4 separate regions of the Homo sapiens genome follow, and all the other regions are linked to region 1. The links are chromatin loops, found by intact Hi-C in ENCODE. Cell type or tissue: PC-9. All regions are shown on one strand. Each heading gives the region's core, and the rest is flanking DNA. Links, peaks and the distances in the headings are about the cores only.

Region 1 (5,858 bases), core at 636-5,635:
ACTCGTTTTTGTTTTTTTTTTTCTGAGATGGAGTCCTGCTCTGTTGCTCAGGCTGGAGTGCAGTGGTGCGATCTTGGCTCACTGCAACCCCCGCCTTCCGGTTCGAGCAATCCTCCATCCTCCCACCTCAGCCTCCGGAGTAGTTGGGATTACAAGTGTGTGCCACCACACCCAGCTAATGTTTTTATTCTTAGTAAAGACAGGGTTTCACCATGTTGGCCACGCTGGTCTCAAACTTCTGACCTCAAGTGATTTGCCCACTTCAACCTACATCCACTCCTTGATCTGAAACACTGAAGCTACCTGCCTTGTTCAAAGCCAAAAAGCGTCTACCTACAAAGCCCTGGGGATTTTTTGTTTGTTTTATTTGAGACGGAGTCTCACTCGCCCAAGATGGAGGGCAATGGCGTGGTCTTGGCTCCTGACCTTGTGATCTGCCCGCCTGTTTTGAAGGACAAATGCCTGCACCCTTATTTGTTTGCTTTCTCCTGGGAATTTCTCTATCCAATCCTGCAGGCAAGTTGTTTTTTTTTTTTTGGAGACAGAGTCTCGCTCTGTTGCCAGGCTGCAGTGCAGTGGCGCAATCTCGGCTCACTGTAATCTCCGCCTCCCTGGTTCAAGCGATTCTCCTGCCTCAGCCTCCTGAATAGCTGGGACTACAGGCACGCGCCACCACGTCCAGCTGATTTTTGTATTTTCAGTAGAGACGGGGTTTCATTATGTTTGCCAGGATGGTCTCGATCTTGACCTCGTGATCCGTCTGCCTCGGCCTCCCAAAGTGCTGGGATTACAGGCATGAGACACCGTGCCCAGCGACAAGATAATTTTAAAAGGAGAGGGAACGTCTGCTTTTGTTGCCTTTCTCGTCTTTTGTGGTTCCACATACAACACAGCAGTGTCTATGGGCTGTCAATCGCAACATAATGCAAACAACACAATTGTCTCTGGGGTCCACTGAATCCAAATCACACACGCACCACACTTCTGCCTTTTGCACTGCTGACTGCCAAGTGAACAATGTTTTGTAGAAGCAGCAAGTGTGAGGAGAGGTGACTTCTGCCAGATGGTGCTAAAAAAGACCCAAGTCTGATACACAGGAGTCCTTCCATTAACCCATCCATGACCAAAGCAAAGTGTGTGTGGGGTGAGGGGTAGAAGGAATTGCCCTGTCTTTGCCCTCTGGGGCTTCTTCTGCCTCGAACACTATCCATCTGCCACCTAACCTGGTTTTGCCTTGATATAAATGGTAGCGGTGGCCAAGAGAATGGGGTGACAGAGGGGGGGAAACCCACGGTGTTACATGCTTTCACCCATACCCTCCAGGATGGCCCTGAGCGTCTCACACCCTAGGGGCCTGACCAGGTACTGACACTTTCTTGCCAAAGCCCTACAACCATCACCTCCCTACTGTGAAATGTGAGGTAAGTTGCTTAAACCGGCGGAACCAGTTTCCTCAACTACATAGAGGGATGATGATTCCCCCTAGCTCACAGGACCGCTGTGGGAATCAAATGAGATCACTCATGTGAAAAGCCTAGCACAACCCCTGACACATGACACAAGCACTTCAGGACATATTCATGTTCCTCCTTCCAGGACAGGGCCTTACACTGTCTACTCTGGTAAACCAGCCTCATATAAGCTCCTGGAGGCTGGCGTGTCCCCAGGGGTCAGGCCATCCCAGAAACGATGACTTGACCATAGTCACGTCATGAGGTGAGAGATTCCGGGAAGGGGCAGCAAGAGGAGAAAGAAGCGAAGGGCGCCCCAAGGTAATGTGTGCCCTACACAGGGCTCCTAGCCATAAGCACTTATGCAAGTGCGGGGCACAGAGAAAATTCTGGTAACACTCCTCCCCTCAATTCTGATCAGGTCCCAGGCTCAACTAATCAGTTCAGGGATGGGCCCTTTGCCACCTTTTTCCTAACCAAAGCCACTCTCAAGGGGAAACTTCTATTAACGGCCAGTAAGCAAGACACACAACGCTTTTTGTTTGAAGGACTACCCAGGCGTTAGTGCCCTTCCAGACCGGCTCTAGTGACTGGCGGGGAAGAAGGGGAAAAAGAATTAGTGTATCTGGACACAACACCCAGCATGTGCTAGGCAGAAACTAAGTGTGCGAAGCGGATCCCGATGTACAAAGGGGAAAACAGCGGCTGGGAAAGCCTGAGCCACGGGCTCCAGGCGGCCAGTCGCGGTCCTCCCGGCGCGTGCCCTCCTCCTCCCCGACCTGGCCGGAGCTGACCGGGGCGGGTGTAGGCCCGGGGGCGGGAGGGCTACTGGATCCCAGGTGGGGCGGGTGTAGGCCCGGGGACGGGAGGGCGACGGGATCCCAGGTAGGGCGGGGCCTGGCTCCGGGCGCGACGGCTCTTTGCTCGCAGCGCCGCGCCGTCTCGAGGTCGGGGTGCGGCCCGACCCCACGTGCCCCAAATCCCCCCCGCTGCCCTGTAAAACCTGCGGGCCCCGGTCCAGGCGTGGTCCCGCTCGCACGAGGGAGCGGTCGCCCAGGGTGCCGGGAAGTCGGGGACCGGCCAGCCGCCGACCGGCCGCACCCCTCCCCGCCGAGCTCGCGCGCCCGCCTCGTCAGCACCTTTCCCGCAGCGCAGCCCCACAGTGGTCACGAGGCGGGCGCGGCCCGGTCAGCCCTGGCTAGACTAGGCATCGGCACCACCCACCTCGCCCCTCCCCGTCCCGCTGGTTTCCCCTCCCCCTCCTTCCCCTCCCCCTCTCTGTTCTCCTTCCCCTCCCGATCCCCGGGCGGGCCGCAGCGCGCCACGTACCTGGCCCCGCCCCTGCGAGCCACGCAGGGAACCCCGGTGACGTCACCACCCTCCGGCGCTCTCATTCCCGCGCTCTCCAGAAAAGACGCGAAGGTGGTGACGTGTCCCGTGCGCCAGGGCGGCTGCGCAGGAGGCATTGGCAACTGAGCGTCCTGCGGCGCCGCCTGGTGGAAGCAAAGCAGCCGAGCCCCCCGGAAGCGGCGGCGCGGGCGAGTGGAGAACGTGACTTACGTCATCTGGCGGAGGCGTGGGGGCGGCTGCCGCGTGACCAGCCCCAGCCAGGCGCGGTCGGCGCGTTTCTCTTTCTCTTCTCCTACTCTCAGCGGAGCGGGTGGAAGCTTGATTTCATGCCGTTTATTTTACTTTGACTGTTTTCAAACCTATCAAGTTAATATTGTTAATTATAGAAAACGTGGGGGGAAAAGGGAAAAGATAGGTAGAAAATGATTCTTAGCATCCCCAAGCATCTTTAACCTTTCATTATGTTTACTTCCAGCCTTTTTCATGAAACAAAATTGTGGTCTGACTGTATACAGTGGTATTAACTACAAAGATTCCTAAGAAGGGACAAAAAGCACCTTTTAGCTTCAAGGCTAATTTAGAGGAACAGGTAGAAGAGGAAAAGTTCAAACAATGGACAAAATGAGTGATTCGTCCACGGTATCTAATCACTGTTCACATCATCCGGAGGAAACGGGCTCAGAGTCATGCCCAAGGCCGCGCATAAAAGAGTGGCAGACTGGGGTTTCAAACCCAGGCTCTAAACTGTGAACCTGCAAGATGGTGGGAGTGGGGAAGACAGTGAAAAGTTGTGCAGGGAATTCACAGAACTACAGAACCCACTTTGTACTTCTGGAACTGCTGAGTGGGGAACTAGTTCTAAGGAACAAGGTTAGTGCCCCAGCAGTTGGAGCAGTTTGGTGAGAGAGTGGCACAAAGCTGACACTGGTACATGGCCCTGGCCACTAGTTGTTAAGTTCCACCCATCTCCAGCACTGCCCTCCCCATGAGTGACAGTGAAAGGTGGGAGGGACGTTACAGGACTGTATCAGGCATTAGACCTGCTACTCCAAGTGCAGTCTGGTGCAGTCTGCAGGCCAGCAGCCTCCCTGCTGTCCAGCACTTTCCGCATCACTTGGAAGCTTGATGGAAATGCAGAATCTTGGACCACACTTTAAAGCTTCTGAATCGGGCGGCATGCGATGCCTCATGCTTGTAATCCCAGCACTTTGGGAGGCCAAGGTGGGTGGATCACCTGAGGTCAGGAGTTTTGAGACCACCCTGGCCAACATGTTGGCCCCGTCTCTACTAAACCCCATCTCTACTAAAAGTACAAAAATTAGCCGGGCATGGTGGCGGGCGCCTGTAATCCCAGCTACTTGGGAGGCTGAGACAGGAGGATCGCTTGAACCCGGGAGGCAGAGGTTGCATTGAGCCAAAACTGTTCCGTTGCACTCCAGCCTGGGCAACCAAGATGTCCCTTCTTAGGAACCTTTGTAGTTAATACCACTGTATACAGTCAGACCACAATTTTGTTTCATGAAAAAGGCTGGAAGTAAACATAATGAAAGGTTAAAGATGCTTGGGGGTGCTAAGAATCATTTTCTACCTATCTTTTCCCTTTTCCCCCCACGTTTTTGAAACTCTGTCTCAAAAAATTTAAAAAATAAAGCTTCTACATCAAAATACGCATTTTAACTAGGTCCCTGGGTGATTCCTGTGCACATTGAAGTTTGAGAAGTGCTGTTGTAAATAAAGTAAGTCGTCCTGCTCGCTTGGTACAGCAGGTGGGATGGTAGATGCGAAGGGCGCTTGCAGAACTGGATGATGGGAAGACAGGCAGGCAGGGAGCAAGGTCGGTAAGGAGGATTAAAAAAAAATCAAGGCTGGGCGCGGTGGCTTACGCCTGCAATCGCTGCGCTTTGGGAGGCCAAAGCAGGCGGATCACCTGAGGTCGGGACTTCGAGACCAGGCTGACCAACAGGGAGAAACCCCGTCTCTACTAAAAATACACAATTAGCCGGGCATGGGTGGCGCATGCCTGTAATCCCAGCTACTGGTGAGGCCGAGGCAGGAGAACTGCTTGAACCCGGCAGGTGGAGGTTATGGTGAGCCGAGATCATGCCATTGCACTCCAGTCTGGGCAACAAGAGCGAAACTGCGTCTCAAAAAAAAAAAAAAATTCCTACGAGTGTCAGAAAATATGATCTGCCACAAAGGAAAACCAGGAAATCAGAATCTGGGAGCTAAAGGAAGAAGAAATAGGTGAAGCAGGTAAGCAGATCTCTTGAGAAAATTCACTAATAGACAAAGGGCTGCCCCCCTGTGGGTGATTTTTTTGTGTTGTCTGTGACTTACAGGGTCTAGTTATTATAATTCACAGAGCTTAGGGAGAGCAGCCCCTGCCCATCCCCTCCAGCAGGGTATAGTGAGATTTCTCTGGGTTCTTCTAGCTGAGGGCATATTCTGGGCGTTTTTGGACAGGGGAGAACCAGGGATAGGAGGAGCTGGCTGAGGTTCTGACAGAACAGTGTCTGTTGGATGAGGGCTGGAGTATGTATGGTGTGCGCTTGTGTATGCACATGTGGGCTGGAGGGAAGGGCAGGGCATTGGCACCAACCCAGGACAGCAGTCACTGAAAGATGGGGTGAATTTAGGTGATTGGGAATTAGTGGGCCCACAAAGCCACAGGGCTGATGACATCTGGTACCTTGAAAGTCAGGTGGCAGGCCTACAGATCTCTTGGGTGGATAGTTCTTGGAGTTAGAGTTTGGAGGTCCCCAAGTAGCTTCTAAATATTAGCAATCTGGCTGGGCGCCGTGACTCACGCCTGTAATCCCAGCACACTTTGGGAGGTCGAGGCAGGTGGATCACCTGAGGTCAGGAGTTCAAGACCAGCCTGGCCAACACGGTGAAACCCCATCTCTACTAAAAATACAAAAATTAGCTGGGTGTGGTGGCGCATGCCTGTAATCCCAACTACTCGGGAGGCTGGGGCAGAAGAATTGCTTGAATCCGGGAGGCGGAGGTTGTAGTGAGCCGAGATTGCGCCACTGCACTCCAGCCTAGGTGACAGAG
Region 2 (5,858 bases), core at 344-5,343, 72 kb before region 1:
AGATGAAGGCAAGTTAAAGCCTTTCCTTCAGCCAGGCACAGTGGCTCATGCCTGTAATCCCAACACTTTGGGAGGCCAAGGCGGGCGGATCACCTGACTCAGGTCGGGAGTTCGAGACCAGCCTGACCAACATGGAGAAAACGCGTCTCTACTAAAAAAAAAAAAAAAATAACAAAATTAGCCAGTCGTGGTGGCACATGCCTATAATCCCAGCTACTCAGGAGGTTGAGGCAGGAGAATCACTTGAACCCAGGAGGCGGAGGTTGCAGTGAGCAGAGATTGTGCCATTGCACTCCAGCCTGGGCAACAAGAGCAAAACTCTTGTCTCAAAAAAAAAAAAAAAAAAAAAAAGCCTTTCCTTCGTCAGTAAACCAAAGGCAGAGATCATGGGCAGCTTTCTGGTGATTGTACCCTTAAGTTTCAACTTTCTATAGATGAAAGACAATGTATTTGGTCATGTTTTCCTGGTTACCCAAAAAATGACACAGCCCAGGCCTTACCCAACAGCTGATTCACCATCAATTAATCTGTATCACAGCCTGCTGAGCCTCACACCTCACACAGTCACACACTAGACAGCTCTGGGGGAAAAAAACAACCCAAGGTGAGCTGTCAAAGTCCTCTTCGTAACCTGACCTCGCCCTCTGGGGTAGGTTTCATTTCAAAACTGAAAGGGACTGAAGGGCTGGGGAAATCCAAAGATCAACAGAGCCAGGAACAGGTGGTTCCCACAGAAGCATCCCAGGTTGGAACTCAAAACAGAAACCAGACCACTGATAAGACATGGTTTATGATGTCTGTCTCCAAGCCTTCGGATGCCATTTATATGTTTTTGATATTTACAATAGGGCATGACCACATTTATCCAACTCCTGACTACTAAAAATCTAATTCTCCAAGTGCTCAAGCAACTTCCTGGTTTTATTACATTTTAGAGCTTCGGGGTAGCTCAATAACTGAGATACCAGGGAACTTGCGAATTCTTTAGCCCTTCAAATGGGCCACAAATAATGAATTTTATCTCTTCTTCCTTCTTCATCTCCCCACAAAGGCTTGGCAAAATTCCTGTCTCACTAAAAAGTTTCTAAGTTGTTCATAATGGCCCTCTCAATGGAGCAATATTCAATACACAAAAGTCTAGTTCATCAAAGGAGTCAGGTTATTTGCTTGAGGTTCATCTGTAACTAGCTATATGAGCTTGGACAAGTCACTTCACCTTTCTGAGTTCTATAAAGTAAGGAGGTTGGAAAAAAAAAGAAAGGGAAGCAATAAAACAACCTTGAACAGAAAAAAGACTTTAAGTTTTTAAGTCTAAAAGGCTCATCAAGTGCCAACAAGTGTTATTTTTAAAAGGCATACACCTCAGCCTGGCCAACACGGCGAAACCTCATCTCTACTAAAAATACAAAAATGAGCCAGGCGTGGTGGCACGCATCTGTAATCCCAGCTACTCGGGAGGCTGAAGCAGAAGAATCGCTTGAACCCAGGAGGCAGAAGTTGCAGTGAGCTGGGATCGTGCCATTGCACTCCAGACTGGGTAACATGAGCAAGACTCCATCTCAAAAAAAAAAAAAAAAAAAAAAAAGACATACCAGAAGCATACCACAGGAAACTCTAAGCATAAATAAAAATTCACAAACTTCCAGAACAAGAGAACAGATTATTACTTACAAGGAAAAAAAATCCCATTGGACTTCTCATCTGTATCACCAGAAACTCAAAACACTGGAAAGCTACTTAGACTTTGTCGAGACTAGGACTAGTATTCCAAGAATTCTAAACCTAACCACAATATCATTCATACACGAAGGTTAAAAAGAAATTGGACATAAAAAGACTTTGAAAGTACCACTCATGCCCCCCTTCTAAGAAAATCACTCAAAGAAATGTCCTACTTGGCTGGAAGTGGTGGCTCACGCCTGTAATCCCACCACTTTGGGAGGTCAAGGCGGGCGATCATGAGGTCAGTAGGTCGAGACCAGCCTAACAGTGCAAAATCCTGTCTCTACTAAAAAAATAAAATACAAAAATTAGCTGGGCACAGTGGCGCACGCCTGTAGGAGGCTGAGGCAGGAGAATCGCTTGAACCCGGGAGGCGGAGGCTGCAGTGAGCCGAGATTGTGCCATTGCACTCCAGCCTGGGTGACAGAGTGAGACTCCGTATCAAAAAAAAAAAAAAAAAAAAAAAAAGGAAATGTCCCAGGCAATTAACATTTAACTGTAACAAAGCCAGGAAAGACAAACTATATAAAAAACATGTTTCCCCTCCCCAACAAAAACCTTTTAATGAGTTTGGACCAGATGACTTCGAATGGCCTTTCCAAGTATAAACAGAAACTGCCCTGTACACCACAGTCCCTGGCAGTCTGGGTTTGTGAGTTGTTCATCACCTAGTGGCCTGATGAAGTAAATGCAGTTTGTCAAGTGCCCGGATAAACTTCCAGCCATTTTGTGAGCTCTGATGGCGTATGCAGCAGGGCAGCAGCCTGACCTCCTAATGATTACAAGAGTAGGAGACTGCAAACCCTCCAAACTCACAGACAATTGTAAAGACTTAGCTCACCATCAATTCATTCTTCAAGGAGGAAAGGAAAGCATACTCACCTTGTAACTAAATAATCCTAAGTGAAGCACAGATTTGTCAGACTGCATTTACAAAGTAGGGAGAAGTAGAAATTGTTTCTGTGCAGAATGATCTGAACTGAAAGCAAGTTTAGGTATTAGGATAAACTGCAAATATGTCTTACACATAGGAAGACTGTCTTCAAAGGTTCATGAGTTTGCATGTGGAAGATGTATTACATTTATTCTGTATAGTTCCGGGGTACTGGTCTAAAATTAGGCCGGGCACAGTGCCTCACGCCTGTAATCCCAGCACTTTGGGAGGCTGAGGTGGGAGGATCACCTGAGGTCAGGAGTTCCAGACCAGCTTGGCCAACATGGTGAAACCCCATCTCTACTAAAAATATAAAAATTAGCCAGGCGTAGTGGCACACACCTGTAATCCCAGCTACTCAGGAGGCCAAGGCAGAAGAATCACTTGAACCCAGGAGGTGGAGGTTGCAGTGAGCCGATATCGTGCCACTGCACTCCAGCCTGGGTGACAGAGTGGGACTCCGTCTCAAATATAAATAAATAAAAACAAAAATTAAATTAATGAGAAGTCTCAATTAGATTTCAATTCAAAACAAGAAATAATTTTCAGCAGGGCACAGTGGCTCATGCCTGTAATCCCAGCACTTTGGGAGGCCAAGGCGGGAGGACTGATTGAGGTCAGGAGTCCAAGACCAACCCAGGCAACATAGCGAGACCCAGTCTCTACAAAAATTTTTCTTTCTTTTTTTTTTTTATGAGAAAGAGTCTCGCTCTATTGCCCAGGCTGGAGTGCAGTGGCACGATCTCAGCTCACTGCTACCTCTGCCTCCTGGGTTCAAGCAATTCTCATGCCTCAGCCTCCCGAGTAGGTAGGATCACAGATGTGAACCACCATGCCCAGCTAACTTTTGTATTTTTAGTAGAGATGGGGTTTCGCCACATTGGCCAGTCTGGTCTCAAACTCCTGGCCTCAAGTGATCCACCCACCTCGGCCTCCCAAAGTGCTGGGATTACAGGTGTGAGCCACTGCACCCAGCCTCTACAGAAAATTTTTAGAATTAGCCTGGTGTGGTGGCACACAGTAGTCCCAGCTACTCAGAAGACTGAGGCAGGGGGATCACTTGAGCCCAGGAGTTCAAGGCTACAGTAAGCTATGATCACACCACTGCACTCTAGCCTGGGTGACAAAGCAAGACCCTATCTCTTAAAAATAAAAAAAGGCCAGGTGGCTGGGCGCAGTGGCTCACGCCTGTAATCCCAGCACTTTGGGAGGCCGAGGCGGGAGGATCACTTGAGGTCAGGAGTTTGAGACCAGCCTAGCCAACATGATGAAACCTGTCTCTACTAAAAATAAAAAAATTAGCCAGGCATGATGGTGAGTGCCTGTACTCCCAGCTACTGGGGAGGCTGAGGCAGGAGAATCACTTGAACTCAGGAGGCAGAGGTTGCAGTAAGCCAATATTGTGCCACTGCACTCTGTCCTGGGCGACAGAGCAAGATTTCGTCTCAAAAATAAAATGAAATAAAATAAAATAAAAACAAAAATAATAATTTTTTGCAGGGCATGGTGGCTCATGCCTGTAATCCCAGCACTTCAGGAGGTCAAGGCAGAAGGATCACTTGACCCCAGGAATTCGAGACCAGTCTGAACAATATAGTGAAACCTTGTCTCTATAAAAAACTAAAAAAAAAAAAAAAAAAAACAGCCGGGCATGGTGGCATGTGCCTGTAGTCCCAGCTACTCGGAGAAGGGAGAAGCTGAGGGGGAGGATCGCTTGTGCCAGGGAGGTTGAGGCTGCAGTGAGCTGTAATCCAACACTGCACTCCAGCCTGTGTGACAGAGCAAGACCCTATCTCAAAAAATTATGATTATATTTCTACCAATGAGAGCTTTTCAACAACGATGTCCTAAGAACTGATGAGCTCCCCTATTAATGGAGGTATTCAAAGAGAACTTGAAAGATCATTTGTCAGGAGAATGATAGAAAACATTCCTGTAATTGGATGGCAGGCTGGAGACAAGGAGACTGCATAAAATTACTTCAAAGGCTCTTTTCAGCTCCAAGAGTTTTTATTCTAAATAAAAACAAAACAAACAAAAACCACTAATAAATAACTAAGAAGTCCCTCTTCTATTTTTTTAAATATCCAACCAGGCAGTACAACTTAGTAGCTAAAAGTACGGGTTTGATACTACTTTCTCTTGAGTAAATCTGGACAAATTACTTAACTCTACTTGCCTCTGTTTAGAATAAGAGTACCTATTTTGTAAGATTACTGTGAAGATTAAATGATACTTCATTTAATCTTTAACGATACTTAACGATACTTTGTTAAGTATTTAAAACAGTGTCTGACACATGAATGTGTTTAAAACTAGCAGCTTAACAAGGAAAGAAAAAGGAAAGGTGGAGATGGGAGAAAGGCAAGGAATGAAACCTAAATGTGCGGCTTGTTTTCATTATGTGTACCCAAGCCTCAACCAAAGCATTGCTGGCTGTTGCTGGCCAGAGGCTGGGTTCCCTTGGCAACCAGCCTCAAAAAAGAACCTAGATCTACCTTCTTCAGGGAGACGGCTCATCCCTTGCCCTAGAATCTGGCATCTTCCCTGCACAAGGCAGACTCTCTAAGAACTCACAGCCAGGTGCGGTGACTCACACCTGTAATCCCAGCACTTTGGGAGGCCGAAATGGGCAGATCACGAGGTCAGGAGATGGAGACCATCCTGGCTAACACGGTGAAATCCCATCTCTACTAAAAATACAAAAAAATTAGCCGGGCATGGTGGCGGGCGCCTGTAGTCCCAGCTACTCGGGAGGGTGAGGCAGGAGAATGGCGTGAACCCAGGAGGCGGAGCTTGCAGTGAGCCGAGATCTCGCCACTGCACTCCAGCCCGGGCGACAGAGCAAAACTTCATCTCAAAAAAAAAAAAAAAAAAAAAAAAAAACAGAAATCACAAATACCATTGCCCCAAACTCAAGGAGCTAAGCAGGTGTTAAGCAGGTGTTACTCTTACTTCCTATGATCAATTACAGAACATCAGAGTTCAAAGAGACTTCAGAGGCCATCTAGAGCAACTGCTTTTTTTTTTTGGAGACAGAGTCTTGCTCTGTCGCCCAGGCTGGAGTGCAGTGGCACAATCTTGGCTCACTGCAACCTCTGCCTCCTGGGTTCACGCGATTCTCCTGCCTCAGCCTCCCGAGTAGCTGGGACTACAGGCACACACCACCACACCTGGCCTTTTTTTGTATTTTTAGTAGAGA
Region 3 (5,858 bases), core at 237-5,236, 140 kb before region 1:
GGCAGAAGAATGGTGCGAACCCGGGAGGCGGAGCTTGCAGTGAGCCAAGATCACGCCACTGCACTCCAGCCTGGGTGACAGAGCAAGACTCTGCCTCAAAAAAAAAAAAAAAAAACTTTTGCTTCAGTGCTATGTATCCATACATTGAGGTGTGTCCTGCTTGGGACAGGAGATATCTTTCTCACCATAAGCAGTGGTCGAAGAAGTCAGAAATACAGTGGTTACACTCACATCCATCCTGCAGTTGATCTTCCTAAGACCCATCCCTGCCACCTTACCCTCAGTTGGGAAGCCAAATGGAATTTGTTCAGGGCCCTAGAACTAGCCTCACCTGGAAGGGACAGAGGAGTCTGGGAAGCCTTCTTGGAGGAGGTGGGGCTTGCTGTGGTGGGAGCAGGAAGAGGGACACAGGGCAGAAGGGAGGGCAGGGGCAATTGTCCCAAGGTGGGAAGAGCAGGAAGAAGGAAGCCTGGAGAGGCCTGGGAGGGGCAGTACTAGACACCGCCTTCTCATGCAGGCAGAATGAGGGCTGAGGCCAGCGTTAGGGGGAGAAAGAAAGCCCATTTGGTTTCGATGTGGAAACAGCCAAGTAATCTTCTACTTGATGCCTGCTTTTGCAGATGGTTGGAATCATCCTTAGTTAAGAACCAAGGCCTCCTCCTCCTTTATTCCAAATCTCTTTGGGGAGCACTTGGTAGTGGAGCAGTCAGGTGGGGTATCAGCATAACATCCCTAGCTCTCACCAACCCAGAGAATACAACTTCATAGTGCCTGTTTTCCTTTTTTCAGTTTAAATTACAATTTTAAGGTGGGGTGTCGAGGTTCACCCCTGTAATCCCAGCACTTTGGGATGCCAAGGGAGGATCGCTTGAGCCCAGGAGTTTGAGACCAGCCTGGGCAATATAGGGAGACCCCCATCTCTCAAAAAAAAAAAAAAAAAAAAAAAAACAATTAGCTGGGTGTGGTGGCACACACCTGTGGTCCCAGCTACTTGGGAGGCTGAGGTGGGAGAATTATGTGAGCCCAGGAGGTCAAAGCTGCAATGAGCCATGATCACAGCACTGCACTCCAGCGTGGGTGACAGAGTAAGACCTTGTCTCAAAAAAAAAATTCAATTTTAATTCATTAAAATGAAAAAATCCAGTTCCTCAGTCACACTGGACACATCTCAAATGTTCAATAGCCACATGTGGCCAGTAGCTACTTCATGGAACAGCACAGAGAACATTACTATCATCATGGTAAATTCTAGTGGGCAGTGATGTTCCAGAACAACAAAATGAATAATTTATTCATTCCTTCAGGAATGCAACGTCTTTCATTACTTCTATGACACCTGAAATTCTAAATGCAAATGCTTCTGAGAGAGGCACTGGAATGACTTAAGTTCTTACCAAATAGTAACTGGTTGATGTCAAGGGTCCAAAGAAAGCCACCATCTACGGAAACCATCTACCTGAGGCTGAGTCTGTGTGACACATGGGGGCTGCAGGGATGTCGGACGGTCAGATACTGTCCCTAACCGGAGGTGCTGTCTGAGAATGCTGATGGATAAGGGTTAAGCACCTCTGTCAAGGAGTGTGGAAAATTCTGTGACCTGTAAAGAAAGAAAATGACCCAAAGTTATTATTCATCTTCAGATGAGGGGACAGTTTATTTTCCAACAGTCCTCAGCAGGGGTTATTGCATGAGAAACAAGCTCTTCTCTATTTCTAGGTAAGGCAGAATAAGAAGTGGACACACAAGGAGGCTGGGTGTGGGGCTCACGCCTATAGTTCCAACACTTTGAGAAGTTAAGGCAGGAGGATGGCTTAAGCCCAGAAGTTGAAAGCTACAGTGAGCTATGATCGCACCACTGCACTCTAGCCTGGGTGACAGAGCAAGACCCAGTCTATTAAAAAAAAAAAAAAAAAATGGACGCAGGCCTTTGCAGAGGAGGATGCTTGTGAACTTGGCCCTCCTCTGCCCTCTACATTTTACTCAATGACCAAGCCCATGGCTTTATCCATCTCCTCCGCACCAACATCTCCCAGAACCATAGTACCGACCTAGGCCTAGAGATCTAAATACTGACTTATCCTCACCAGGAGCCCAGAAGGAATTGTCACAATCTCTGTGCCCTGCCCCCACCACTTCTCTTCCTGTAGTCCCTACCCTGGCTCATCCTCCACCACACTTGTCCAAGTCAGCACCTGTGAGTCACCCCGGGCTTCTCCTCCTTCCTCCCTCCCCTGTGCAAAGTCACCATGTCTTGGCCACCTCTCCTGTCTGCCTCAAGTCAGCTCTGCTCTCCTCCTCGCCAGCCCTGCCCCAGCTGCGTCCTCCTCCTGCCACACCTGCTCTCTGGCAGGGGCCGCCTGCTGGCTTCCCTGCTTCCAGTCATGGCCACCTCCAGCCCGATGGCACTGAACCACAGATGAGCAACAGAATGACCTGGGGAGGCATTTAAAATCTAGATCCTGACTCAGTTGATCTGGCCGGGTCAAGCATGTGTATTTTTGCAAAAGTGCCCCAGGTGATTCTGACACATACTCCTAGTTAAGAACCACGGTTACGGCCGCCTCTTCCTCATCGTTATTAATAACAAGAGAAACAACAATTGACATTTTTTGTGCACTTACGTGCACTGCCTCATGTAATCTTCATGACAATGCTATGAGACAGGAGCTGTATTCTACTCCCATTTTACAGTTGTTGAAACTGAGGCATAGAAAGTCTCAGGGCTAGTGAGGGGCAGGACCAGCTCATGACCAGCCTGACTTCTAACCGCTGTGCTCTCCATACCCCTTTATAAAGCCGAAATTCATATGTGGCTCCCCTCCTCACACCATTTCCTGATAGTTCTAGAAAAAAAAAAAAAGCAGTGTGGGGACACATTTATGATTTCCCTCTCCACCCAACCTCCCACCAATAGCTTCTTAACGCTAAAAGAAGTCTCTTGATCAGGGTAGTGGGGACATAGTGAATACCTATGTAAAAATTCACTGAGATGTATGCTTAGGATTTGTGACTTTATGTTTGTCATTCCCCAATAAGAAAAGATCCTTTAAAAAGTCACTTAAAAAAAAAAAGAACCTAGCAAATCTGAAACAGAGAAAAATATGCATCTGCTAAAGAAACTGGGGAAAGGCCATAAAAATGCCAGCAACTGTGAAGAATTCTTTCTGGTGCCGGGCGCAGTGGCTCACGCCTGTAATCCCAGCACTTTGGGAGGCTGAGGCGGGTGGATCACGAGGTCAGATCGAGACCACGGTGAAACCCCGTCTCTACTAAAAATACAAAAAAAAATTAGCCGGGCACGGTGGTGGGCGCCTGTAGTCCCAGCTACTCAGGAGGCTGAGGCAGGAGAATGGCGTGAACCCGGGAGGCGGATCTTGCAGTGAGCAGAGATCACGCCACTGCACTCCAGCCTGGGTGACAGAGCAAGACTCCGTCTCAAAAAAAAAAAAAAAAGATTTCTTTCTGGCAATAACACAGGTAAGAACAGGCTAGGAAAAGATCCCCAGAGCTAACCCGCAGGAAATGCTCGAAAGAAACCAGGCTGGGAGAGGGCACTGGCTAGAGGCAGGGCTCCGGGCATGACTGACAGGAAACCCCAACACAGTGGGCTTGATGGCAGTCAGCAGTCGGGCACAGGCCAAGAGCCATAGCAGTAACAGCAGCAGCGACACAGGGACTCTGAGGGCCCACAGGACTGTCTCTGGGCCAGGGACTGGGGGCTGCCCCAGGTGGAGGTCAATGACAGTGAGTTAACTCCTTAACTTTCACAATTCACAAAAATACTACAGATTCCATCTAGATTAATATTTATTTTATTTTTTGGAAACAGGGTTTCACTACGTAGCCCAGGCTGGAGTGCAGTGGCTAGTCACAGGTGCAATCGCAACGCACTACAGCCTTCAGCTCCTAGGCCTGAGCATTCCTCCTGCCTCCGCCTCCCAGGTAGCTGGGACTCCAGGTGCACACCACTGTGCCCAGCTAGATTAAGATTCAAATTAAAAAAAAAAACTCACTAAAATATTGAGATAATTTGTGTGAATATATTAATATAAATTCTGCAGCGGAAGTATTCCTGAAACTGATATAAAGACAGAAACAATGCCTATAATCCCAGTATTTTGGGAGGCCAAGGAGGGCAGATCACTTGAGCTCAGGAGTTCAACACAAGACTGGCCAACATGGTGAAACCTAGTCTCTACTACAAAAATACAAAAACTAGCCGGTGTGGTGGGGGCATGCCTGTAATCCTGGCTACTCGGCAGGCTAAGGCAGGATAATCACTTGAACACAGGAGGCAGAGGTTTCAGTGAGCTGAAATCGTGCCACTGCACTCCAGCCTGAGTGACAGAGCAAGACTCTGTCTCAAAAAAAAAAAAAAAAAAAAAAAGACAGAAACCAGCCCAGTCCTAGTGATCCAAATACCAGTGACTTATCTGGCCAGGAGCCTCCACACAACAATCCCAAAGGGAATTGTCACGATCTCTGCACCCCACCCCCACCACTCCCCTTCCTACAGTCCCAATCCTGGCTCATCCTCTACCTGCTCACACCCTGCCCTCCTCCGGGTCAGCACCTGTGAGTCACCCCGGGCTCCTCCTCCTTCCTCCCTCTCCCACCCAAGGTCACCACATCTTGGTCCCCTCTCTCATCTGCCTTGAGTTGGCCCCGCTCGCCTCCTCTCTAGCCCTGCCCCACCTTCGGCCTCATCCTGCCACATCTGCACTCTGGCAGGAGCCGCCTCCCTGCTGGCCTCCCTGCTTCGAGTCATGGCCACCTCTAGCCTCATGGTTTGGAAAGCCTATACAGACTACCTTGATTACATGGATATTTTAGATTCATGAATGCTTTAAAAATGAACAAGACTAAATGACAAGTGATAATCTAGGATAAAATATTTGTAATATATGAGAATTGGGCAAGGTGGCTCACACCTGTAATCCCAGCTACTGGGCAGGCTAAGGCAGGAGTATTACTTGAGGCCAGATGTTTGAGGCCAGCCTCGGCAACATAGTGAAACCCTCATCTCCAAAAAAAAAAAAAAAAACCACACACACACACACACACACACGTAATATATGACAGACAAGGAGTTAATAGCCTGAATACATCTTTAAAATAAATAAGAAAAAAATAATATACCACACTAAATAATAATAATAAACTACACAAATGAAGTGGGAAAAATGGAGAAATATATCAATAGAAAACAGAAAACTGACTGGGCTCGGTGGCTCACGCCTGTAATCCCAACACTTTGGGAGGCCGAGGTGGGCGGATTGCTTGGGCTCAGGAACTTGAGACCAGCCTGGCCAACACGGCAAAACCCTGTCTCTACTTAAAATACAAAAACTAGCTGGCTATGGTGGCATGCGCCTATAGTCCCAGTTACTTGGGAAGCTGAGGTGGGGGATCACCTGAGCCCAGGAGGTTGAGGCTGCAGTGAGCTGTGATCACGCCACTGCACTCCAGCCTGGGCAACAGAGCAAGACCCTGCCTCAAAAAAAAAAAAAAAAAAAAAAAAAAAAAGAAAGAAAAAGAAAAGAAAACTAGATAAAGCACATAAGCAGATAATTCATCAGAAAGAATTACCAACGGCTGGCCTGTAAAAGAGTCCAAGTAATAAAAAGAGAAAAGGAAAAGGAAAGCAAACTAAAGCAACAATGATATACTATTTGTTTTTGCTTATCAAATTTGCAAAATTTTCAAAAATGCTAATCCCCAGTGTTGGGAAGGACATAGTGAAGGAGGCACTCTCATAGGATTGGTGACAAGAGCCTAAGTTGATACATCCTTCCTGGAAGGCAATTTGACAATATGTACCAAATCCTTGAAAGTGTGCATACTCCTTGATCTACTCT
Region 4 (5,858 bases), core at 242-5,241, 330 kb before region 1:
TCCATTCAGTTTGTGAGGTATGAACAACTTTGTTTTATGCAAAAAAAAAGAACCTGTTGCTTTCATTAGAGGGGATAGAGGTATGTGTGTGGCTTGGGCTTCTTGGAGCACGGCAGCTGGGTTTCAAGAAGGAGCACCCAGAAAGCAAGCATTCCAATAGAAACAATGGCAGTTGCATGATTGTTTATGATCTAGCCTCAGAGATCAGTGTCACTTCCACTAACCTGTATTTTATTCTTTTTTTTTTTTTTTTTTTTTGAGATAGGGTCTTGCTCTGTCTCCCAGGCTGTTGTGCAGTGGCATGATCTCGGCCCACTGCAACCTTCACCTCCCAGGCTCAAGTGATCCTCCCACCTCAGCCTCCTGAGTAGCTGGACTACAGGCGTGTGCCATCATGCCTGGCTAAGTTTTAAATATTTTTTTGGTAGAGGTGGGGTTTTGCCATATTGCCCAGGCTGGTCTCAAACTCCTGGGCTCAAGCAACCTATCTGCCTTGGCCTTCCAAAGTGCTATGATTACAGGCATGAGCCACCGTGCCCAGCCCACAACTATGCTTTATTAATTAAAGCAATGTATTAGTCAGAATTCTTAAGAGGAACAGAACCAATAGAGAGAGAGAGCGAGAGAGACACAGAGGGGTGTGTGTGTGTGTGTGTGTGTGTGTGTGTGTGTGTGTGTGTGTGTGTGTGAGAGAAAGAGAGAGAGGATGGAGTTGGGCAAGTACCAGGATCTTCAGAGGGAATCAGCAAGCTGGAGATGCAGGCCAGCCTATGGTTTTGTTCCAGTCTGAGTCCAAAGGCCTGAGAACTAGGAGCAGTTCCCATCTGAAGGCCAGCAGGCTGGAAACCCATGAAGAGCTGATGTTCCAGTTCAAGTCCAAAGGCAGGAAAAAAACTGATGTCCTAGCTCAAGGCAGTCAGGCAGGAGGAGTCCCTCTCACTCTTGGGAAGGTCAGCCCTCTTCTTGAAAACAAAAGCTTTCAGCTGATTGTATGAGGGCCCCTCCTCCATATTGGATCATCCAAAAACCCTCACAGAAACACCCAGAATAATGTTTGAGCAAAAATCTGGGTAACCCATGGCTCAGTCAAGTTGACATAAAATAAATTGTCACAAGCCTGTTGAGATTCAAGTTTCAGAAGTGCTGAATAAGATGAACTCTTTTGAATTAGGTGAATTAGATGAACGCTTTCAGCTTTAAATTTTTATGATTATGTGAATTGACTCTAAAGCAGTGAGGGAATCAGAGAAAGAAGTGAAAAAATGGGGGAGTATATGGAGGTAAGCCCAATGAGCCACAATATGTGTGAGTTAAGATCTTTTTGAGAAATGTAACAGGCAAGCTGCTTATTAAAAATGAACAGTAATTCTGATTGAGCAATAATGTAGTTAAATTGAGCAGAATGAGTTTCCTATATTCCTACCTGGTTGGAATGTAAGCAATTGGCAATGGGTCCCTGGTTCTACTGTGAGACCTGTAGCCTCAGGAAAATCACAGATCATTCTAGAGCAGGGCTATCCAATAGAACTCCCCGCAGTGATGAGAACATTCCACATCTGCACTGTCCTGTATGGGTGACTACCGGCTACCTGTAGCCGCTGGGTACTTGAAATGAGGCCAATGTGATTGAAGAGCTGAATTTTAAATTGTATTTAATTTCAATTAACATTTAAACAGCCACATGTGGTTAGTGGCAACTGTAGGGGACAGCCCAAATCTAGGGCATTTCTTTTAGCTCTTAAGATAGAACCATGTAGTCTCCAGCTAGGGAACTGCTAGTGTTTGCCCTGACTCCCAGGGGGGTATGACAGGGTCCCAACAGCCTTATGCCTGAGGAAGGATCCTGAGTCATTTCCACTCACCACTACCATTTCCAACCCCATCACCAACAAAATAAAACTAAGCCAGCTCAGCTCTTTGAGCTTCTGGAAATATTTGCCTGTGTCCTGGCACATCGTTTTTGGAATTTTAGACCTGTGCTTTGTTTGGCTTCAGGACCTGTATGAGGCTGGAGAGAAGAAATGGGGGACAGATGAGGTGAAATTTCTAACTGTTCTCTGTTCCCGGAACCGAAATCACCTGTTGCATGGTAAGGCACTTACTTCATTTCCCAAAGAAAAGGAGTGAAAGATAGCAAAAACTATATTGCCCATAAGTAGTTGATAACCTTCCTCCTTCAGTTGGTACAAAGAACTGATTGTACCCAAGTGTCTTAGATTCTCACCCTGGAAATGTATTAGTCCAATGATGTATATGAAAGCTAATTTCTGAAAGATTAATTATGAATAATTAGAAAAAGTGCATGTAGTCATAGAAGTTTGGCATTCTTGTTTCTAGGAAACTGACCTTCACAGTCAGTCCTTTTTCTAAAGTAGCCCCAGTATTTTCATTCTAATGTAGTTACATATGAAAGTAATCTGTAGTAGATCAGGTAGCAATAAAATAGCAATGTTGGTTGATATTTATTCCTGTGTAATATCCAAGCTGTAAAGCTAATACAAGTGATTTCTTTAGGGGTTATGTTGTATAAGATGAATAGTGGATAATTTCAAATTTGATATGTTTCTAATTTGTTTCTGATAAATATAAACTTTGTAATGTGATTTTAACTTATTTGGGGGAAAGATACTAGACAATTTTAGAATATTTGCTGTCAGGTTCATATTCTTTTAAACAAGCAAGTAAGGATATAATAAGATATTTCATCTTTTATACGAGTTCTTTAGATCTTTAAGTACATTATAATTTTATAAACCCACCCACCATACCCTTTTAATCACACACACTGATTTGCAAAGCTTGTGGGAAATTTGAGAATGAGTTTGCTAAATTGAAAACATAAAGCAATTGAGAAGTACAACACATTCTGAAGTTGTAATTATTTCAGGTTTTTCACAGTGACAAAAAAACAGGTGATTACTCCTGTTAATCAATATCCCGGGCTACCATCAGGTACACAAACTTCTGACTCAGCTTCTTTCTTCACTTCCTTCCCTTGCCTGGTTACAAATAACAGGAATCTCCCCCTGGTGGTGTTTTCCAAGAACTGCAGGTCCTCAGAAGCCGATTTAGTGCATAAATGCATTTGCAAGAATTTTCACTTCTGGGTACAAGTCAATAGTTAGGCAGTTATGAAATATCTGTTTGTAAGCCACTGGGAGAAAATATTTTAAGCACTGTTTGGACTAGGAAAACTTCATAATTGTCTTACCAACCAACAATAATGGTGAGATTTCATAATAACTACCGTTTTGTTAATAATGTTCTATTTTCTAGGTGCAGTGTTAAGCATTTTATAAGCATTGTTTCTTGCAACACTCAATGGAGCAGTAATTATTTTCCCCATTTTACAGTGGAGAAAACTGAGGCTTAGAAAATGTGTCAATTAAGTTCTTTGATTCCAAGCCACACACACTGACTTCAATTTAAGTAAGAAAAGATGAAATAATATAGAATGGCACAGGAGGGAAAATGGAAAATACTGGTAGCTCACAGATTTGAACAGACAGCTGAACACCTTCAGGAAGAACAGAAATCAAGGCAGTTCTGGGGGTCTCAGTAGAAGGGAATAATGGATTTTATTTCTAAAGCAGAGTTTCTGAAGTTCGTTTTCTATTAAAAATGCTAAATATTGACCCCCTACTTCAGACTGGCTGAATTAGAATCTCTGAGTGTGACACCCAGGAAGTTTAATAGGTTTCTCTGAGGGTAAAGATGATGCAGTGCTTTTGGCCATCCCCGTGAGCTGCTCAATTAAAAAGTTCCCAGGAGAGAGTCTAACGGGTCCTGACTGGGTCAACTGCTCACGTGTTTGACAGAGGTTGTGGTGTATGTTGTTGGGTATGGTGTCCCTTGATTGACAGCCCTGTTAAAATCACATTGATGGAAGTGAGGCAGCACCCCAAAGAAGGCGATGGTGAGAAGATAAAATAGATACCTGCTCTAAGAAGTTTCCAGAAGGAGACAGCAAGAGAGGGGAACATATTCACCACATTCAAAAATACTTGGCAAAAAACAACAACAAATGTAATTATGTTTAAGTATTTTAAAAGATGCAACCAGCTGTTATTAACTGTGACTCAGTTCTGAAGCAGTTGAATTGTTCTAGTTTTGATGAGCCAAAAGGGAGATGACAGGGAGGTGATTGCCAAGGACAAAAACACAAAAAGACACATTCTGCTTATTAAGGAAACAATGAGAAAGGAAAGCAAAGCTCCCCAGAGGCCATCTCCATTTTATGTGTGAGGGTCCCAGATAAGGGAAAGGACTTGACTGATGTCCTCCAAACATCACAGCATTTCTTCCTCCTTATCTGGGGCCCATTCCACTCTGCACATCCCTCCTGGCTGCTTGCCCACATTACTAATTAGTTTCCTCCTGAAATATGCCAAAGAATAAATAGTGTAGGCTAGTTAAAAATGCTCATTCTCTCCATAAATTTTAGTTTCCTCTGTTTTTTCTTCCCAATAATACTATTTTGTTATTGTCTGCAGTGTTTGATGAATACAAAAGGATATCACAGAAGGATATTGAACAGAGTATTAAATCTGAAACATCTGGTAGCTTTGAAGATGCTCTGCTGGCTATAGGTAAGCTGGTAGGGGGAGTAGAGAAACAAATGTTTATAGATTTTCCTTCTCATTATCAGTTTGCAATATGGGGATATAGAATTATTTTTAGAGATAAAAGTTGTTTATCATGAATCACTCATGTTACATTCCAGATTTTTAAACAAGAAATATTATATACAACCTGATTGCTATTGTGCCATGTGGTTTATATATTTTATATCTTCTGTGCCTTTGTATGTCCTATGTGAAAGGTAATAATGTGCAGATATACAGGCTGCAGCTTGCAAGTCTGTGAATGGTTAGAACTAGTAACTGTCTCATATGGCAGATACAGTAATCCTTATTTTGAAATGAAATACCACCCTTTGCTTTGATAGACTTTATCAATTACTTCTCCAGGAACTTGATGATAAATTGAGGGTACTTTCTATCTGTGAAAATACATAGAGCATCGCCTATGTTCATGAAACATTGCTTGGCTAAAATTTCCCTGGCAAAGCAAATATTGATACCTTGTAGAAACAGAGGAAACAACTGTCACTTTTCTTTTTTCATGGGTCTTATCTGTAATCTTTTCATTTCTTCTTTTTTTTTCTTTGACAGTAAAGTGCATGAGGAACAAATCTGCATATTTTGCTGAAAAGCTCTATAAATCGATGAAGGTAAATGGCCTTATTTTCAGCATCTAAATGAATTTGAGTTATCTTGTGTCCACCTTCTTAAGCTTACTTATATCCCCTATCCAAACTTTGCTCTGAAAGATCCAATTCAATTCATCAAATACTTCAGTGAGTGCCTGCTAATAATAATACTAGGTGATATTTACTGAGTACTTAGGATGTATGGATCACTGTTTTTAATAGATTAATTATATCCCCACAACAGCTCTATCAGGCTGGTACTATTACTAACCTCCAATTTACAGATGAGGAAACTGAGGCATAGAAAGGATATGCAGTTTGCCCAAGATTCTCAGTGAGGAAGTATGGAGCAAGAATGCCAGGTGTTTACCTGGCATTCTAGCTCCAGAGCCCGTATTCCTAACCCTCCATCGTACTCTGCAGGCTGAGAATCACAGGAGGTGCAGGGAAGGTCAAAATGTAGTCTTTGGCCAGGTGCGGTGGCTCACGCCTGTAATCCCAGCACTTTGGGAGGCTGAGGCGGGTGGATTACTTGAGGTCAGGAGTTCAAGACCAGCCTGGCCGTCATGGTGAAATCCCCGTCTCTACAAAAATGCAAAAATTAGTCAGGTATGGTGGCTCATGCCTATAATCCCATCTGCTTGGG

The links. Peaks named below come from ENCODE experiments on the same cell type or tissue, not always from the same donor. Only the 100,000 strongest peaks of a DNase experiment are listed, where the experiment ranks them.
Region 2: a loop joins it to region 1, with 12 times the contacts of the local background. A loop is called at or near these places in 101 of 110 quality-filtered maps.
Region 3: it touches region 1 in a loop (7-fold over the local background); 5 of 110 quality-filtered maps call a loop at or near these places.
Region 4: it touches region 1 in a loop (5-fold over the local background); 10 of 110 quality-filtered maps call a loop at or near these places.

The regions. Positions count from the first base shown.
Region 1 is chr2:70,139,889-70,145,746 of GRCh38, forward strand. No RefSeq gene overlaps it. Among named protein-coding and RNA genes, the nearest start is that of LINC01816, 18 kb to the left of the region's middle. RefSeq lists enhancers at 1,091-1,630, 2,851-3,210, 3,221-3,360 and silencers at 1,269-1,563, 2,051-2,760, 3,691-3,740. In PC-9, for the core only: CTCF peaks have their summits at 1,271, 2,960 (motif pointing left) and 3,159; DNase peaks (open chromatin) are centred at 1,493 and 2,873; H3K4me3 peaks cover 2,389 bases; H3K27ac peaks cover 2,829 bases.
Region 2 is chr2:70,068,619-70,074,476 of GRCh38, forward strand. All of the region lies in intron 4 of PCBP1-AS1 (PCBP1 antisense RNA 1), which reads right to left. It also overlaps a transcript of ASPRV1 not described here. Among named protein-coding and RNA genes, the nearest start is that of PCBP1-AS1, 15 kb to the right of the region's middle. RefSeq lists enhancers at 713-792, 2,239-2,533, 2,471-2,540. In PC-9, for the core only: CTCF peaks have their summits at 2,395 and 2,595; DNase peaks (open chromatin) are centred at 609 and 2,403; H3K27ac peaks cover 1,480 bases.
Region 3 is chr2:69,995,292-70,001,149 of GRCh38, forward strand. It overlaps PCBP1-AS1 (PCBP1 antisense RNA 1), which reads right to left. Exons shown (of 11, transcript NR_033872.1): 8 at 1,395-1,597. It also overlaps a transcript of ASPRV1 not described here. Among named protein-coding and RNA genes, the nearest start is that of ASPRV1, 37 kb to the left of the region's middle. RefSeq lists a silencer at 2,157-2,411. In PC-9, for the core only: no CTCF peak of the experiment used is centred there; a DNase peak (open chromatin) is centred at 2,420; H3K27ac peaks cover 4,865 bases.
Region 4 is chr2:69,814,106-69,819,963 of GRCh38, forward strand. ANXA4 (annexin A4) reads left to right here. Exons shown (of 13, transcript NM_001153.5): 9 at 1,996-2,089; 10 at 4,494-4,589; 11 at 5,175-5,233. Among named protein-coding and RNA genes, the nearest start is that of GMCL1, 13 kb to the right of the region's middle. In PC-9, for the core only: CTCF peaks have their summits at 3,043 (motif pointing left) and 3,253; a DNase peak (open chromatin) is centred at 3,006.